Linked DNA regions of Homo sapiens: region 2 is linked to region 1. A link is an interaction called in ENCODE POLR2A ChIA-PET data of the cell type or tissue named here. Cell type or tissue: PC-9. All regions are shown on one strand.

What was found. Peaks named below come from ENCODE experiments on the same cell type or tissue, not always from the same donor. Only the 100,000 strongest peaks of a DNase experiment are listed, where the experiment ranks them.
Region 2: POLR2A ChIA-PET joins it to region 1 with 6 read pairs; 2 of 35 experiments call an interaction of 5 or more read pairs at or near these places.

Annotation. Positions count from the first base shown.
Region 1 is chr6:142,370,471-142,374,470 of GRCh38, forward strand. It overlaps ADGRG6 (adhesion G protein-coupled receptor G6), which reads left to right. Exons shown (of 25, transcript NM_198569.3): 4 at 1-323. Among named protein-coding and RNA genes, the nearest start is that of ADGRG6, 70 kb to the left of the region's middle. RefSeq lists an enhancer at 3,781-4,000. In PC-9, no CTCF peak of the experiment used is centred here; DNase peaks (open chromatin) are centred at 1,991 and 2,941; H3K27ac peaks cover 3,080 bases.
Region 2 is chr6:142,118,719-142,122,718 of GRCh38, forward strand. The region is part of intron 1 of NMBR (neuromedin B receptor); the gene reads right to left. Among named protein-coding and RNA genes, the nearest start is that of GJE1, 12 kb to the right of the region's middle. In PC-9, no CTCF peak of the experiment used is centred here; no DNase peak of the experiment used is centred here.

The DNA.
Region 1 (4,000 bases):
CTTTGAACAGCTCTGCCTTGTTTGGAATAATTCTTTGGGCTCTATTGGTGTAAATTTCAAAAGAAACTATGAAACAGTTCCATGTGATTCTACCATTAGTAAAGTTATTCCTGGGAATGGGAAATTGTTGTTGGGCTCCAATCAAAATGAAATTGTCTCTCTAAAAGGGGACATTTATAACTTTCGACTTTGGAATTTTACCATGAATGCCAAAATCCTCTCCAACCTCAGCTGTAATGTGAAAGGGAATGTAGTCGACTGGCAAAATGACTTCTGGAATATCCCAAACCTAGCTCTGAAAGCTGAAAGCAACCTAAGCTGTGGTGAGTTTGTAGCGTATTCCTTTTTTTTTTTTTTTTTAGCATTATTCTATGAATATGATTGTCAACAAAGAATTATACATACACACAAATGTACCTGTATGTATATTCACACATATAGACATATATATATATGTTGTCATTAAAAAGCTCTTTTAATTTTTAAAATGTCGTCTGCTCAGCTCTTATAGCACACATTTGATTATAAGCCATGCATGCTCCATCAAGACATTTGGTTTTACCATTCTTAAGTTTTCCCTATGTCATAAAATATCACAGAGTTTATCACGAATATAACAATAGTTATAATTGTGGAATCTCAAATACAAATGTTAACACTAGGCTTGAAACAAAAGAAATTAATAAGTAAGTTATTGGTATTTTTTTTTTGAGACAGAGTCTCACTGTGTTGCCCAGGCTGGAGTGCAGTGGGGTGATCTTGGCTCACTGCAAACTCTACCTCCTGGGTTTAAGAAATTCTCATGCCTCAGCCTCCCAAGTATCTGGGACCACAGGCGTGCACCACCACACCCAGCTAATTTTTGTATTTTTTTAAAATAGAGATGGGGTTTCATCATGTTGGCTAGGCTGGTCTCAAACTCCTGACCTCAAGTGGTCCACCTATCTCAGCCTCCCAAAGTGCTGGGATTACAGGTGTGAGCCACCCTGCCTGGCCAGTTACTGTTTTTTTTTGTTTTTTTTTTTTTTTTTGAGACAGAGTCTCGCTATGCTGCCCAGGCTGGAGTGCAGTGTCATGAGATCTCAGCTCACTGCAAGCTCTGCCTCCCAGATTCACGCCATTCTCCTGCCTCAGCCTATCGAGTAGCTGGGACTACAGGTGCCCACCACCATGCCCGGCTAATTTTTTGTGTTTTTAGTAGAGATGGGGTTTCACTGTGTTAGCCAGGATGGTCTCAATCTCCTGACCTCGTGATCGGCCCACCTTGGCCTCCCAAAATGTTAGGATTACAGGCATGAGCCACCGTGCCCGGCCCAGTTACTGTTTTTAATCACAAAGGTGATACAGTAATAAACTGATCTATATCATCCTGGAATTAAATTTCAATTGGATGACTTAAATAAACAACCAGCACCTAAGAGAATAGTATTTACTCAGCCAGTTTAAATATCAAAACTGTCCATTTTATAGAAAATCTTAATCAGGAATTATCCATTTTTTTCTTTGAACATTTTTCTCCATTTTTTTTAAAATGAGGATTTATAGTTTGTTTCAAATACTGTGCTGTCTCTGGTTCTTCTTTGTGAGACTGTAAATGTGCTATTATTGGAAGTAGCTAAATGCAGAATATTTTGAGAAATAATTCTGTGTGATAAAAATTGTATTAAAATAGATCTCCACCTAATATTCTCCATTTACACAAGTTAATTCTGGAAGCCTTTATTTTATTATAGGACTGATTCAAACACAAAAAGTAGAAGTTTCATTATCAACTTTAAATGTCATATGACTAAATCTAAGGCAGTGATAATATATACATTTTAGTCACAGACATAACTCTCAATTAAAAAGGAGAAGAAGGAGCCTAGTATTCAAAAGTAATTTGTATATGATATTGGAGGGAAGTTTACTGGGAATTTATTCCCACGCTTTGAGCAAAGTAGCACCCTTATGATGACTCAAGGCCACCTCCCAATTTCTCAGACCCATGCCTGCCCTTCTGGCCTGAGAACTCCTGTTACCCACCTGTTCGTGTGGTCCATGGCACTCCTACAGGTGGTGGAAAGGCTGTGAAGTGATGTCATTTGAAAGATATTTCCTTGCAGGATGTTGGAAAGTAGATAAACCACAACCCTGTTCCACAAGGGAACTGCAGAGCTTTATAAGAGCTGGTGATGTTCCCTAAGATCTTCTCTCAGTGTTAGGATAGCTAGAAAGGACCTTCAGGGACTCCTTGAGAAGTCTTTTATCAGAGAAGAAATTGAGAAAGTCAGGTGTGTATGTTTGGTGTGGGACAGTGAAGAATAAGGAGAGGGAATGGTGCACTTCCTGCATTCTGGGTGACTGTCTTTAATTCAGGGGTCTCTTTTCACCATAGACTGGGACATTATTAAGAAGTCATAGTATAGACCATTCTAATATTTGCCTTTTTATGGGACAATGTTTTGAAGATGTCAGCAACCAAAACAAATATGGCTATGTTAATAATTGCTAATACTTATATTTAAATTGAACACACATTTTGTACTAAATGTCATTTTAAGCACTTAACACATATTGGTTGATTACCTACACCATAGATCCCATGTTACGGGTTCTATAATTGATCCTATTTTGCAAATAAGGAACCTGAGGCACGTGGAGATTAACTAACTTATCCAGTGTCTCTTAATTAGTAAGTAGCCAAGCCAGGATTGGAGCTTGGAAAGTTTGGTATTAGAGCTGTGCTCTTCTAACCAGTATAAATTAGACTGTCATTCATCATAAACAGGATTAGATATTAGATTTAGTACCAGGATAGGCTAAAGCTCATTCTTGCTCAGGGGAGAAGTATGAAGGTCCAAGAGCCATCTCTCTGGCCAGCAGTGCATTCTGTGAGAAAACACTAGGTTTGCAGTGTGTTAACATATTTGTTTCAAACAAATAATATTTGTTTCCCACAATACTTCCTGGATACCTAACTATGAAAAAGTATGATTCAGTTTTACAGGGATTCCTAAGCTTCTCTAAGAATTTCTCTAGACCAGAGGTTGGCAAATTAGGAGGGCCTGTAACAGGCCATGCATTTTTGTTTACTTGTTTGTTTAGAGACGGGGTTTCACTCTGTCCCCCAGGGTGGACTGTAGTGGTGCCATCAGAGATCGCTATAACCTTGAACTTCTGGGCTCAAGTGATCCTCCTACTTCAGCTCTCCTGAGTAGGTAGGACATCAGGTGTGCACCACCATGCCCAGCTAATTTTTTAAAACATTTATTGTAGAGATGAGGTCTCACTGTGTTGTCAAGGCTGGTCTTGAACTCCTGGCCCCATGTGATCCTCCCTCCTCAGCCTCCCAAAGTGGTGGGATTACAGGCATGAGGGATTGTGCCCAGCACACATGTTTTTTTAATACTTGTTTTTCTTTTTCTTTTCTTTTTTTTTTTTTTTTTTTTTTTTAAGTTGGGGTCTTACTGTGTTGCCCAGACTGGCCTCAAACTCCTGGGCTAAAGCAATCTTCTAATCTCAGCCTTCTGAGTAGCTGGGACTAAGCTCCCTTGTTCTTATAAATAAAGTTTAATTGGAACACAGCCATGCCCATTAGTTTATATATTGTCTTTGTCTGCCTCTGTGCTACAATGGCTGTGTTAATTGATTGTGATCAATACAGTATAGCCTGCCATCCTAAAATGTTTACAGTCTAGCCCTTTAGGAGAACATTTGCCACCCCCTGAAACTAGTCTAAAGAACTGAGAGTCCGCTTTGCTGAACCACATACTTTGGACAGCACTAGAAAAGACCTGCTAGATCTCCTCAGCCAGGGAAAACAAACCAATCACCCACAGGCTAGTTTAGCCCTACGACATGGGTGGTGGTAGTAGCATTTATTTGTTCCTGTTCATTTACATTTGTTTCACACAGTGCTTTTAATTGATGAATTATTTCCAATATTAAACAATTAGATTTCACATAAAAATGAAGTTTTGGATTTTTCTGGTAAACAGAATACACTAGGCTACTATAT
Region 2 (4,000 bases), 250 kb before region 1:
AGGAAGGACATAGAAATCATCTTAGCAGTTGTACAACTTTTTATCTCAGTACTTCTAATTGGCCTATGTCAAGTCTCACAAAGGGTGAGAGTAGCAGATTGTCAGCATTCAGAATACAGCATTCTCTTATTTGTGTGTGTCTTACATTCATGCTCCCCAAGTGTATTAGATTGGGTCCATAGGAAAAGATTCTGAGATAATAAGCTCTCTGCAGAAAGTTTATTGAAAAGTATTCTCAGGAGTTGCCTGCGTAAAGAAATGTGGAAGGCAGGACTGAACAGAAACACCTGCAATGTCATTGCAACTGAAGTCTTAGGCAATGCCAAGGGCAGCCCTGCAAATGGAATGGACTCTGAGTATTGTTCTGAATTGAGATGGGAGTAGGCTCTATAGCACCACATCAGCCAGTTACTGGTTATGCGTCAGCCTCTAGGAAATGACATAAGCTGGCTGAAACATTTCCCTGCAATGGAGGGCTATGCTCAGTGAGTGAAATAGTTGTACACTGTCAGCAGCCAATATTCCCAGCAGCAGAGAAATGGCACTTAGGTGAAGGATCAGAGCATTCACCACACCAGGATGGGACATATGACTGGGTCAGGATACCCCCATCTAAATAGGACCATATCATTAGGCTTGGCTTATTATACCAAGCCTATTCATGGTTGCCATTGGCTGGTGCCCCAGGAGCTGGTCCAACCAGTTAATGCCAAGTAAATTGGTCTGTTCTCACCCAAAACATAAAGTGTGAAGGATTGCCAAGGACTCTAGGTGTGGCAGGGATGTAAAGGTTTACAAACTCATCTTCAACATAACAAATTACCAACTTCTCAATAACAACACAGAAACAGCAACAATATAATAATATTTTATGTTAATTTGGTATTTACAGTCTAGATACTATGCTAAATACTTTACACAATTTATCTCATTTAATCTTAACGGGAACCCTATGAGGTGTTATTATTTTACTGTTACAGACGGAAAATTGAAACCCAGAAAAATGCAGAAAATGTATCCAATACAATAAAAATAATAAGTCATAGACCTTGAAACAAAGAGTTTCAGAGTCTTTCGTTTTAAGAATTTTACTAAACAACCCACAGAGTCTGGCTTATTAATGACCGTATACTACTTGTCACTTGCATGGAAATCTGTTGGCTTCATTTTAAGTATAAATCATTTTAAGTATAAAGTCATATGTACTATATTACAAATATTGCAAAAATTGACATTGTACTTGTTGGATTTGAAATCTGTTGGCTTAATTTTAAGTAAAGTATAAAGCCATATGTACTATATTACAAATATTGCAAAATTGACATTGTATTTATTCAGAGGTCCTATATCCAATGATCTTAACTCTTAAGAACATTATTGAGAACCACAAGACCAGTTTAAGAGACTTTTGTGTTCTGGTAGAAATGGAATAATGGGGATTGAATAATCTCTCCTGCCCTAAACAACTAGATGATTGGACAAAACCTATAACAATCATTATAAAAGATGAGACTGCTGTTGGAAAGCAAGTATCATGGGACTGTAATCTCTGAGAAAAAGGAAACAAATTGAGTGAGCCCTGAATGCATCAGCTCACTCCAGAGGCAGTTTCACACCACCTTTTAGGAAGATGGGACCCTAACAGAGCCCAGTGGTCTCACTGAATTGAAGAACCAGAGATCAATGTTGGAGGAATAAAGATGGTTAGAATTTGCTAAGAGGAATATGGTACTATAGAGGTAGAAGCTAAACAGGGAGAACTTCAGAGATCTGCAGAGGGGTCTACTTGAGGCTCTGAGTATTGACCTGTTCATGTGTGACAAGAAAACACCCAAGGCCAGAGAAACACTTAAAAACATTTGAAATACAAACAGGGCTGAAAGTAATTTGTGTCTCCAGAGCAGAGTGGAAAGACCTTGTAATGCAAGATCTATCCTGTAGAGTACTCACAAGTATGTTACCTTGGTTGTCAGCCTAAATTTGCCCTATGCGACAAGCTAATCTAAACCTACCTTACAAATACTTAAATAAAGCTTCAAAGATATCTACCTGATTCCTGCAGAATAAGTGCATGCCAGAACAAATTCTAACATTATTTAAAATTCAGCAAACAACAAAATAAAATTTACAACATCAGACATCCAGTCAAAAATTACCAGTTACAGAGTTACCTCATTTTATCGTGTTTCATTTTATTGTCCTTTGCAGATACTGCATTTTTTACAAATTGAAGGTTGGTGTCAACCCTGCATCCAGCAAGTCCATCAGCACCATTTTCCCAATGGCATGTGCTCATTTTGTGTCTCTGTATCACATTTTGGGAATTCTCACAAAATTTCAAAAGTTTTCATGATTATTACATCTTTTATGATGATCTGTGATGAGTGACTTTTGATGATACTACTGTAATTTTTTCAGGACACCTCGAAAACTGCCTATACAAAATGGTGACTTTCATTGACAAATGTTGTGTGTGTTCTTACTGCTCTACCAATTGGCTGTTTCCCCACGTCTCTACATATCCTAGGGCTCCCTATTCCCTAAGACTGAACAATATTGAAATTAGGCCAAATAATAACCCAACAAAGGCCTCTAAGTGTTCAAGCAAAAGAGTCACAGGTCTCTCACTTGAAATCAAAAGCTAGAAATGATTAAGCTTAGTGAAGAAAGCATGACCAAAGCCAAGACAGACTGAAAGCTCGACCTCTTGCTCTAGTTAGCCAAGCTGTGAATGTAAAGGAAAAATTCTTGAAGGAAATTAAAAGTGCTACTCCGATTAATACAAGAATGATAAGAAAGAAACAATGCCTTATTGCTGACATGGGGAAAATTATAGTGGTCTGGATAGAAGATCAAACTGTAACTCAGTAGCTTAGCTTCAAAACACATTTTAAAACCTTTTTTTTTCATTTTCTGTTTTCTCCCTAGTCTCAAGATGTAACCTTGAAGCAAACAACAGAAACCTTTTATTCCCTCCTTAGCCTTAAAAAAATACGCTAAAACATACTTTAAAACTCTGTTTCCCTCCCTTTCCCACTCTACACTATGTTACACCATGCACATTTACCTAACTATATACTTGTATTTAATTACGTGCTTACTTAGAAGTTCCAGTGGCTAATCTTGAGACAGACCAGGAATGGAGCCCAAGCTGCAAAATTCTAGAGATTACCTCAAGGTGGTAGTCAATATGCAGCCATTGTTGATATGATCCCAGACCACACTCCAGGTGGACCATGACTCAAGATAGCTACCAGAACAAGACACACAGACATTGTACCCAGCACTACTCCCCACATGCCTCTCATTCCCAGTTCCCTTTTTAAGCCCCTCTCCTCAGCATAAAGTTTGAAATGGTTCCTTTAAGGTATGAGCCTTGGCCATTTCTCCCACTGCTAGCTCTGGAATAAAGTCACTTTCCTTTCACCGCATTTTGTCCATGTTACTGACTTTGCAAGAAGTGAGCAGCTGAGTTTGTATTCGGTTACAAAACCAGCCACAACATTCCCTTAAGCCAAAACCTAATCCAGAAAAATACCGTCTCTTCAGTCCTATGAAGGCTAAGAGAGCTAAAGAAGCTGCAAAAGAAAAGTTTGAGGCTAGCAGAGATTGGTTTATGAGGTTGGAGGAAAGAAGCCATAAAAATATACCTTGTAATGCAAGATGGTATATCACCATACCATATCATCATACCATAAAAATGCAAGATGAAGTAGCAAGTGCTAATGTAGAAGCTATAGCAAGTTATGCAGAAGATCTAAAATAATTGATGAAGGTGGCAACACAAAACAACAGATTTTCTATGTATATCAAACAGCTTTATACTGGGAAAAGATGCCATCTAAAACTTTCATAGCTAGAAAGAAGTCAATGCCTGGGTTCAATGCTTCAGCAGACAGGCCTGACTCTTGTTAGGAGCTAATACAGTTGGTAACTTAAAGTTGGAGCTAATATTCATTTGGAATTCAAAAAATCCTGTAGCCCTTAAGAATTATGCTAA